Linked DNA regions of Homo sapiens: region 2 is linked to region 1. Evidence: chromatin contacts called from ENCODE Hi-C or POLR2A ChIA-PET data. All regions are on one chromosome and are shown on one strand. The core of a region is the stretch at or near the end of the contact, and the rest is flanking DNA. Distances in the headings are between cores, read along the strand shown. Region 1 holds the start of MRPL52 (mitochondrial ribosomal protein L52). Region 2 holds the start of PSMB5 (proteasome 20S subunit beta 5).

Evidence for each region. Hi-C counts contacts between places; a loop is a spot of excess contacts on that map. ChIA-PET counts read pairs that join two places held with the same protein, here RNA polymerase II (POLR2A). Pooled maps may share reads with other maps.
Region 2: a pooled map shows a loop between it and region 1 (16-fold over the local background). The contact joins the promoter of PSMB5 here to the promoter of MRPL52 in region 1. A Hi-C loop is called at or near these places in 10 of 50 pooled maps. POLR2A ChIA-PET finds 5 or more read pairs at or near these places in 2 of 52 experiments (PC-9 and WTC11).

Annotation. Positions count from the first base shown.
Region 1 is chr14:22,827,495-22,833,408 of GRCh38, reverse strand. MRPL52 (mitochondrial ribosomal protein L52) reads right to left here and starts at 3,522. Exons shown (of 5, transcript NM_180982.3): 1 at 3,469-3,522; 2 at 3,299-3,356; 3 at 3,155-3,222. The coding sequence starts at 3,496. RefSeq lists an enhancer at 3,539-3,618.
Region 2 is chr14:23,033,370-23,038,729 of GRCh38, reverse strand. It overlaps PSMB5 (proteasome 20S subunit beta 5), which reads left to right and starts at 3,830. Exons shown (of 3, transcript NM_002797.5): 1 at 3,830-4,046; 2 at 5,056-5,360. The coding sequence starts at 3,849. RefSeq lists enhancers at 3,356-3,650, 3,435-4,104, 2,905-4,104.

The DNA.
Region 1 (5,914 bases), core at 2,273-4,772:
GAAGTGAGAGAAAAGTCAAGTGTTAGAGATGGACTGCATCACCTTGTGCAAATACTGTGATAGGAATAAGGGAAGAACCAATCTCTAGCTCCTCTCTTCCATTTCATATACATTGTAGCTTAATTATCCTAAAATATGTCCATCATCTTCAAGGGTGAGGTACGATAACCCAGAATAAGCTCCTAGACATATTACTACTCTATTTCATTTTATTTCATTTATTTATTATTTTTTGAGACAGTCTCGCTCTGTTGCCAGGTAGGAGTGCAGTGGTGCAATCTCAGCTCACTGCAACCTCTGCCTCCCGGGTTCAAGAGATTATCCTGCCTCAGACTCCCGAGTAGCTGGGACTACAAACACGTGCCACCATCCCTGGCTAATTTTTGTATTTTTAGTAGAGACGGGATTTCACCAAGTTGGCCAGGATAGTCTCGATCTCTTGACCTCGTGATCCACCTGCCTCGGCCTCCCAAAGTGCTGGGATTACAAGCATGAGCCACCGTGCTCGGCCTTTTTTATTTTTTATTTTGAGACAGACTTTTGCTCTTGTTGCCCAGGCTGGAGTGCAATGGCATGATCTCAGCTCACCGCAACTTCCGCCTCCCAGGTTCAAGCAATTCTCCTGCCTCAGCCTCCCGAGTAACTGGGATTACAGGTGCGCACCACCACACCCGGCTAATTTACTACTCTATTTCACTGAACTCTCACTAGCCTTGTATTTGAGGTCCTCTGCAATGCTGAATCTACTGTTTTGTCTTCAGAAACTCTTGGCCAGGCGTGGTGGCTCACACCTGTGATCCCAGCACTTTGGGAGGCTGAGGCAGGCGGATCACGAGGTCAGGAGATTGAGACCATCCTGGCTAACACGGTGAAACCCTGTCTCTACTAAAAATACAAAAAATTAGCCGGGCGTGGTGGTGGGCGCCTGTAGTCTCAACTACTAGGGAGGCTGAGGCATGAGAATGGCCTGAACCCGGGAGGCTGAGCTTGCAGTGAGCCAAGATCGCACCACTGCACTCCAGCCTGGGCGACAGAGCCTGACTCCATCTCAAAAAAAACAAAAAACAAAAAAAACCAGAAACTCTTAAGCAATGTGATCACTGTTGTTCTATGTACCTTTGCTAAATTCCATCCCACTCCACAATGAAATGCCCTCTTTTCCTTTTCTTCCAGCCAAATCTTCATCCTTAGGTCCACTCAAACCCTAACTTTCCCAGAAACGCTCATCTCTTCAAGTCCATCAGCCTTCTCTTCTGAAAGAAGTACTGAATATTTAATATTCACCTATTTGCCTTGGGACATTTACTGTACTCTTCTGTTTTATTTTTTTAAGTGTTATTTAGCTACCTCAGGTCCTTTTGGAAAGGCGCAGAGTATTGAAATATTATTTATTATTATTTTTGAGACAAGGTCTCGCTCCGTCGCCCAGGCTGGAGTGCAATGGCATGATCTCAGATTATTACAACCTCTGCCTCCTGGGCTTAAGCGATTCTCCTGCCTCAGCCTCCCGAGTATCTGGAACTGTAGATGCATGGCCCTGAATACTATTACTTAATTTTTAAAAAGTCCATGCTTTGTCCCAGTTAGACTTTAAGTTCTTTGGGTCAGGGACTGTGTTGCTAGCTTTTGCTATTCACAGTATAGTGTAGACACATAAGCATGTTAATAAAAATCCATAAATACCTGCTGACTTGCTGAAAAGATGCAGTATCTAACCCAAGTAGTTTACTTTCCGCAAAGAAAGAAACAGAGTGAAAACTCTGCCCAAAAGTTTGAAGGCAAGACAGAGAAGAGGTGTTATTTACCAGGAAGGGGAACCAATATTGTGTATGCCACATGCTTTACATTGGTTGTTTCATTTTATCCTTAAAAGAACCACATGAGATAGGTATTCTTTTACAGATATGGAAACTGAGACTAAGATAAAATTAAGTAATTTGTCCAAGACCACAAACTTAGCGAGAAGGGAAGCCTGGATTAAGAATAAGGTCCATAGGCTGGGCGTGGTGGCTCATGCCTGTAATCCCAGCACTTTGGGAGGCTGAAGTGGATCACTTGAGCTAAGGAGTACAAGACCAGCTTGGGCAACATAGCAAGAGCCTGTCTCTACTAAAAGTTAAAAAAAAAAATTAGCCAGGAATGGTGGTGTGTGCCTGTGGTCCCACCTACTTGGGGGGCTGAGGTGGGAGGACTGCTTGAGCCCAGGAGATCAAGGCTGCAGTGAGCGATGATCATGCCACTGCACTTCAGCCTGGGTGACAGGGCAAGACCCCATCTCAAAAAAAAAAAAAAAAAAAAAAAAGCAGTCATATGTAATTCCAGAGTCTTTCCAATAGTCCATACTACTACAAGGAGATGCCAGGCTTCTTACAGTAAATAACAAGTAGAAAAAATCTTCACCATCTTCCTCAGTCACCAATTATCCAATTAAGCAGGATCATACCCCTAGAGAGCAACAATAGGGTATTAAATATTCAGATCTCTGTGTTGTCAAGGAGGACTGGCCTATGTTCTAGTCCTGGATTTGCTACTACCTAGCTGTATGATCATGTGCAATTCACTTCTGTAGGCCTCAAATTTCCTACTTGTACACTGGAGTCTCATAAGGAGAATGGGGAGTAGCTTCAACTTCTCTAAGGTTCTCCCTTCTAGGGCTAATATTTATTCTCCCTCCCTCTCTCTTTTGTAAGTAAAGGTAAAAGAATTTTCTGAAGGGAGCCTGCCATCCATAGTCTTCATCCTTCTACCCCTCTGAGACGCTTATTTCTGCAGCTTTTCAAAGAGCTCTCCCTGCATTTGGTACCAAATACTGAAAATTCACTAACCACAGAGAAAAGTGGTTCTTGGTTAAAAAAAAATGTCCCCCTTTGAAAAACGCAGAAGTCTTGTCACCCCCTTCCACCCTGGCGGCCCCAAGTCAGAATTATCTTCTGCTTATCTCCACAAGCCAAGATCCTGTTTAGCTTTACCTTCCTTAGTCGAAATGCAATCTACAAAATAAACAAGAGGGTTTCTTTCCCCAAATTCCGTTTTCCAAATAAAAAGTTAAACACTTTTACACGCCCCCACCTTGATACCCCCAGCTCCCCGTCCAGGGGCGTTCCCTCTAGGTGAAAATCTCCCCAGTGGAGTTAACTGCCAGATCAGCGCTTACCCGCATATGACCAGTCTGGGAGCTCGGTAAGGGGCCCGTAGCCGGAGGGGTTGGCAGCCAGTCCCTGCCTGTGTGGAGAAAAACAGATCTGTGAGGACCTAGCCCAGCTTCTGGTCCCCCAGGTGCCCTCATCCCAGGACTCACTGTAGTCGCCACTGGCCGCCCGCCCAAGCGGCTACGCTGCAGTGCAGCCTCCGGACACCTGCTGGGAGAACAGAGCAGAGTTGGGGGAGAGGCCGCGCAGCCGGATCAGGGGTCCTGTGCCCGTCCCCAAAGGGCCCCCGAGTCCACGGTCCCTATCTATACCCACTCACTGAAGAGAACAGTCCCTAAAGCAGCCATGCTGAGCAGGAGTAGCCGGGGTAGCCGGAAGTAGGCGTGGCCTCGGTGGCCACGCGCGACGCTATCGGGGAAGCAGGAAGTCGCCATCTTGAATCTGGGTTTTCAATCACGGCTCCGCCATCTTGGGTCATCGTACGGAAGGAGAGACAAAACTGCAGTACAGGTTTTTGAGGTGAAAACGAATTGTCGTTCAGCGCATGCATTCTCAGTGGAAGTCGTGTCCTCCCAGATTAAGCCGTTCTGAACAGTTCCCACAACCTCCCTACAGCGGTCTCTAGTTCATTGAAATTGATATTAATAGTAACTTTGATCTCAGGGGTAACATCCACGTCATTCTACAGATCCTCGCATCACTGTAACACAGTTTTCCTAGACTAAGAAAAGTAATCAAATCTAGAGTTAATCGGAAATTGGGCCAGCCTGGGCAACATGGCGAAACTCCCTCTCTACAAAAAAATGAAAAATTAGCTGGGTGTGGTGGCGCATGCCTGTGGTCCCAGCTACTTGGGAGGCTGAGGTGGGAGGATGGCTTGAGCCTGGGAGGCCGAAGGCTGCAGTAAGCAGAGATCATGCCACTGCACTCCAGTCTGGGTAACAGAGCGAGACCTTGTCTCAAAAAAAATTCTGTGTGATAAGTGCTGTATTAGGCGTAGATTTTATGGAGAACAAAACCAGACATCAATATCCTGATAGAGCTCTCGGTATAAAAGAAACAAGACAGGCCAGGTGCAGTGGCTCACACTTGTAATCCCAGCACTTTGGGAGGCTGAGGCTGGCGGATCACCTGAGGTTGGGAGTTCGAGACCAGCCTGACCAACATGGAGAAACCCTGTCTCTACTAAAAATACAAAATTAGCCAGGCATGGTGGCACATGCCTGTAATCCCAGCTACTCGGGAGGCTGAGGCAGGAGAATTGCTTGAACCCGGGAGGCAGAGGTTGTGGTGATCCAAGATTGCGCCATTGTACTCCAGTCTGGGCAAGAAGAGTGAAACTCCAACTAAAAAAAAAAAAACAGACAATCAAATGATGACATACATGAATATTGTCATTGAGTGCTGGGAAAGGAAATACATGTTGTTTGTGAGTTTATAGTGTGAACTTGATCTACAGTAGACCATCAAAGATGACTTTCCTGAGAAAGGGGTATTGTATTGGAGCTAAGATGTGACATTCCATTTTTATAAGTGCTACCACCGCACATTGCTTAATATTATCCTTGCAACAACCCTGTGAGGTAGGTACTAGAAAGTGGCAAACCCTGATTGGCGACTCCCCTCCTTTTATCACTTGCTATTCAGTACTGTCTTGGAGAAGTCATTTATCCTTCATTTTTTAATTTTAAAAATGCTTAATATGTTACATTTGTGAAAACGATCTAAAAGTGATAATGTGAGTGAAAGTGCTTTATAAATCCTGAAACTCCTACAAAAGAGCCCATTAACTGTCTGCCAGGTGTGAAGGGAAAATATCTTGGTCCTCTTCAAGCTGAGAACCTGGGAACCACTCAGGGCAAATCTGCCTCCAATTCTATCCAAAGTCATCTGTCTACTCACAGAGACAGATGCATATTCTGACTACCTCTTCTGGAAAGACTTGTCAGAAACTCAAAATAATGCAACCATCTGTCTCTCACCTACATGTGACCTGGGGGCCCCCAGTGAGGGGGCCTTGCTTTGAGCTGTCTCTGCCTTTCTGGACAGAACTAATGTGACTTCTTACATTTTCATGTCTCCCTAAAATGTATAAAACCAAGCTACGCCCGGACCACCTTGGGCACATGTCTTCAGGACTTCCTGAGACTGTGTCACAGGCACATCCCCAACCTTGGCAAAATAAACTTTTTAAATTAACTGAGACCTGTCTCAAATTTTGGGGTTTCACATTTTGGTAAGCACAGAGGAATTCTGAGTGGAGATGCCCTTGACCTTAAAAAAAAAATCTCCTATTGGCTGGGCGTGGTGGCTCATGCCTGTAATCACAGCACTTTGGGAGGACAAGGCGGGTGGATCACTTGAGGTCAGGAGTTTGAGACCAGCCTGGCCAACATGGTGAAACCCCATCTCTACTAAAAATACAAAATTAGCCGGTCGTGGTGGCATGCACTTGTAATCCCAACTACTCGGGTGGCTGGAGAATAACTTGAACCTAGGAGGCGGAGATTGCAGTGAGCCAAGATCGTGCCACTGCCCTCCAGCCTGGGCAACAGAGCGAGACTCCGTCTCAAAAAAATAAAAGAAATCTCCTATCGGTGCTTGGTACCAGCATGAGCTAACTTTATGGCTCAAACAAGTAGGACAATTTGCTGAGGTCTGAGAGCATCCCCTCCAGAGAATCCCTGATCTTCCAAAATTTGGTCGAGATCTAAAGTTTATTTTGTACAACTGTTTTTTTTTTTTTTTTTGGAGTTTTACTTGCT
Region 2 (5,360 bases), core at 2,581-5,080, 210 kb before region 1:
TCCCTCGCCCACCTCTGAACCACAGCATTTATCATTTGTACTTCTCCTTAATGAGGTCCCCAGGAATAGGGACCCTGGAGCAGAGAACGCATGTGAGGTAAGTTGGGAATGGATTATGGAAGGCCTTGAATGCTATGCTGAGGAGCTTGAATTCACAAAACTTTTTTTTTTTTTTTTTTTTTTTTGAGACGGAGTCTCACTCTGTCGCCCAGACTGGAGTGCAGTGGCACAATCTCTGCTCACTGTAACCTCTGCCTCCCGGGTTCAAGCAATTCTCCTGCCTCAGCCTCTAGAGTAGCTAGGACTACAGGCGGTGCCACTACGCCTGGCTAATTTTCTGTATTTTTAGTAGTGACAGGGTTTCACCGTGTTAGTCAGGATGATCTTGATTTCCTGACCTCGTGATCCGCCCACCTCGGCCTCCCAAAGTGCTGGGATTACAGGCGTGAGCCACCGCGCCTGGCCCACAGAACATTTTTAAGCAGGTGAGTGTTAAGATCGAGATGATGTTTTAGGCTGGGCGCAGCGGCTCACGCCTGTAATCCCAGCACTTTGGGAGGCTGTGGCGGGCAGATCACCTGAGGTCAGGAGTTCAAGACCAGCCCGCCCAACATGGCAAAATCTTGTCTCTACTAAAAATAGAAGAAAAAAAATTAACTGGGCCTGGTGGCGCACGCCTGTAATCCCAGCTACTCGGGAGGCTGACGCAGGAGAATTGCTTGAACCTGGGAGGCAGAGGTTGCAGTGAGCAGAGATCGTGCCACTGCACTCCAGCCTGGGCGACAATAGCAAAACTCAATTAAAAAAAAAAATGGTGTTTTAGGAAAACGAATCTGATGCTGTGCAGAATGAATTAGAGAGTGACAATTTAGACCCATAAATCAGTTAGGAGAAGGCCAGGCATGGTGGTTCACACCTGTAATCCCAGCACTTTGGAAGACTGAGGCAGACAGATCGTCTGAGGTTGGGAGTTCAAGACCAGCCTGGCCAATATGGCAAAATCCCATCTCTACTTAAAATACAAAAAAAAAAAAAATTATCCAGGCAATTCATCCTGGCTAACATGGTGAAACCCCATCTCTACTAAAAAATACAAAAAAAAACAAAAATTAGCGGGCATGGTGGCGGGCGCCTGTAGTCCTAGTTACTCGGGAGGCTGAGGCAGGAGAATGGCGTGAACCCGGGAGGCGGAGCTTGCAGTGAGCCAAGATTGTGCCACTGCACTCCAGCCTGGGTGACAGAGCGAGACTCCGTCTCAAAAAAAAAAAAAATTATCCAGGTATGGTGGCACACACCTGTAGTTCCAGCTACTTGGGAGGCTACGGCAGGAGAATCACTTGAATCCAGGAGGTAGAGGTTGCAGTGAGCCAATATTGCGCCACTGCACTCCAGCCTGGGCGACAGAGCGAGACTCCATCTCAAAAAAATAAAATAAAATAAGGAGAATATTTCAGCAATTCCAGAATGAGGACATAAGAAGCCAAAGGTGGTATCAGTTGTAATGAAAAAGAATGTGAGAAACACTGAAGTGGAAATAATCAACAGGACCATGCAACTAACTGGATATGAAGGAAAGAAAAAAGCTGTAAAAGATAAGCAAGGACTTCAAGCCTTTTTGACTAGAAGACCACTGCTGTCATTCTTTCAGGTGTTCATTTGGCAAATATGTATTAAGCATACAGTGGGTACAGAAATGAATAGTAAGTACTTGTATTTAAAAGCTCACAATCCGGTAGGAGATAAATGTAATTTCTAACCAGGTAAAATGTAAAAGGGCCTTAAGAGAGGTACACATGCTATCAGTGGCAGAGTGAAAAACCACTGGAAGGAGGCAGAAAGACTAGTTGCACTGCAGGGGTGACTGCAAAATAATATATGCTCAGTAAACAGACGCACTCCGCATTTTCCACATCATCCAAGTGTGAAACACAAAGATCTCCTGTTTAATTCTATTCTGATGATTGGGCTTGGAAAGGGTTGCCAATTTCAGCATTAAAAATACAGCATAGGCCAGGCGCAGTGGTTCACACCTGTAATCCCAGCACTTTGGGAGGCCGGGGCAAGCGGATCACCTGAGGTCAAGAGTTTGAGACCAGCGTGGCCAATATGGTGAAACCCCATCTCTACTAAAAATACAAAAATTAGCCAGGCGTGAGGCCGGGCACGGTGGCTCATGCCTGTAATCCCAGCACTTTGGGAGGCCGAGGTGGGTGGATCACGAGGTCAGGAGATCAAGACCATCCTGGCTAACAAGCGGATCACCTGAGGTCAAGAGTTTGAGACCAGCGTGGCCAATATGGTGAAACCCCATCTCTACTAAAAATACAAAAATTAGCCAGGCGTGAGGCCGGGCACGGTGGCTCATGCCTGTAATCCCAGCACTTTGGGAGGCCGAGGTGGGTGGATCACGAGGTCAGGAGATCAAGACCATCCTGGCTAACACGGTGAAACCCCGTCTCTACTAAACACACACACACACACACACACACACACACACACACACACACACACAAATTAGCCTGTTGTGGAGGCAGGCGCCTGTAATCCCAGCTACTCGGGAGGCTGAGGCAGGAGAATCGCTTGAACCTGGGAAGCAGAGGTTGCAGTGAGCAGAGATCGTGCCACTGTGTTCCAGCCTGGGGGACACAGCAAGACTTGGTCTCAAAAAACAAACAAACAAACAAACAAAAACAATACAGCATATGCAGAGTCTGCTGGGGGAAAGATGGGGCCGAACTGGGCATCAGAGGAAAGTGGAATTTCGGTGTTGATAGATGTTGCTGCTAGAATCCAACAAGGAAGGCCAGAGACTGACTTCATAGAACCATAAAGCAGGAGGCAACATTTCATACATATGCACACTTCCCGGTTTGTTATAGTTCCCAAAAGATTTGAAAAATGAAGGTGGGTGGAGGGAGGAAGAGGCAATGAAATATAGTATGTTCCTGAATAAAAGGCATCATCTTAGCAAGTTGAAGTTAGAGAATCTCTTGGTACATATTTATGCAGTCTCAACCGTCCTCCCGTCTCTGAGATGGTAAATTACTACTGACACTTATTCAGGTCTGAACTGAGAATCTAGTTTGTGGATTAACTGGACCCTTTGCTTTTTCTTCTTCCATCTGCCTTTTAGGCAATTCATTACTTATTCGAATTTCCACCAGAAGGTAGGAGTCAAGAGAACGAATATTGGATATTAATAACCGGTTACTGTTAAAGAAGGGTTGCTGTATGGCGACTGACAACAAGAGGTATAGCACTTTTATTTTGTTGCGTTGTTTTACCACTAATTGCTGTGGTTTAACTAATATAGGGAAATGGCCTCAGAATGGATCATTATTTTACCCAATTTTAGAAGGTGCCCTTAAACAAGATGGCAACCTCAGGCGCGTTAACAAGGTGCTGAAGCAGCAGCGATGTAACCTGTTGCTTGGACACCAGGCTGGAGTGGGAGGACTCACCGCTAAGGGTTCAGAACCGATTTTCAACCAGTCACGCCCTTCTCAAAGATGGCCGACCTCACTTCCCTTACGCAACATGGACGTTTTCAGTCACTTCCTGTGATTTTGAGGTTATTCTGATCCAGGACTACTTGCATGACCAAAGCCAAGATGGCAGGTACGTCCTTTTAGAATTTAAGGTTAGTGAAGCCATCTATTTCCCCGACCCCCTTCAGTGAAAATGGTCTTTCGCATCTGGCTCTTCTTTTTGGAGGCGTGCTTGCCAGCAGTCAAAATGGCTCCATTCCGGAATAGATTTAATAGGAAGTGAAGCTGTGACGGCGAGGCGTTGCCCGGCCTATCTTTGCTAGGCGTTCTCAGAATTAGTTCTTTCTGCCCACACTAGACATGGCGCTTGCCAGCGTGTTGGAGAGACCGCTACCGGTGAACCAGCGCGGGTTTTTCGGACTTGGGGGTCGTGCAGATCTGCTGGATCTAGGTCCAGGGAGTCTCAGTGATGGTCTGAGCCTGGCCGCGCCAGGCTGGGGTGTCCCAGAAGAGCCAGGAATCGAAATGCTTCATGGAACAACCACCCTGGCCTTCAAGGTGTGGAGCCAGCCCCCTTGCCAGGCTGAGTACTGAACGCCCGCGACTTGCCTGGCCTCCCAGCCTGACCGGAGTTTGCGGTGGCCTTGGCCACCAACCCAGGCGGAGGCTGGGTCCTCTCGTTCGGACCGCAGCAGTTTTGCTGTCTCATTGGCCCAGGAGGCCCCTGTCTTTGCTCTGGTTGGAAAGGGTGGCGGTGGGGCCGGGGGTAAGTCGGGGGAGGAAGGTGAGGCCTCTTGGGTTGATTCCTAGGCGACCCCAGGTTGCTGCTGTTCAGGATCTTCTAGCTGGGAAAGGCCGCAACAACAATGAATCTTGGCCGAGGGAAGGCTATTGTAAACGTTTACCAAAGTTTTGGAAACTGGGCGGCCCCTCAAGGCAGGGGTAACTGAAACTGGCATGAAGGGGAAGCGTGGTGAGGGTAAGCATTGTACTAAGAATCAGACATTTGGGGTTCCTTGCCCAGCTCTGCAATAACTAGCTCTAGATTGAGAAATCATTTGATTTCATTGAACCTGTTTCCTCATCTATAAAATGATTTGTTTTTTTTTTTTTTTTGAAACAGGGCTTTTCGCTGTCGCTCAGGCTGGAGTGCAGTGGCTCCAGCGCCTCAGCCTCCAGAGTAGCTGACACTATAGGCACACACCACCACGACAGGCTAAGTTTTTTTACTTTTTGTAGAGATGGATCTCCCTGTGTTGCCCAGGCTGGTCTCCAGCACCTGGCCTCAAGCGGTCCTCCCGCCTTGGTCTCCCAAAATGCCTGGGTTACAGGAGTGAGCCACCACGCCCATCCTATAAAATGAATTTAATATGGGTTATATCCATGTCAAGGGATTGATGTGAAGCTCGGGTGACATTAATATATGGTGAAGTATAGAAGTATACTGTGAAGTATAAAAGGACGGAGAAAGAGATGTGCTGGGTTTGGATTGATGCAAAAAGAAGTATGTAGGAGTGTTTTTGTGGTCTTATGTGGCCTGTTTTGTGTTTTCCTCTGATCTTAACAGTTCCGCCATGGAGTCATAGTTGCAGCTGACTCCAGGGCTACAGCGGGTGCTTACATTGCCTCCCAGACGGTGAAGAAGGTGATAGAGATCAACCCATACCTGCTAGGCACCATGGCTGGGGGCGCAGCGGATTGCAGCTTCTGGGAACGGCTGTTGGCTCGGCAATGTCGAATCTATGAGCTTCGAAATAAGGAACGCATCTCTGTAGCAGCTGCCTCCAAACTGCTTGCCAACATGGTGTATCAGTACAAAGGCATGGGGCTGTCCATGGGCACCATGATCTGTGGCTGGGATAAGAGAGGCCC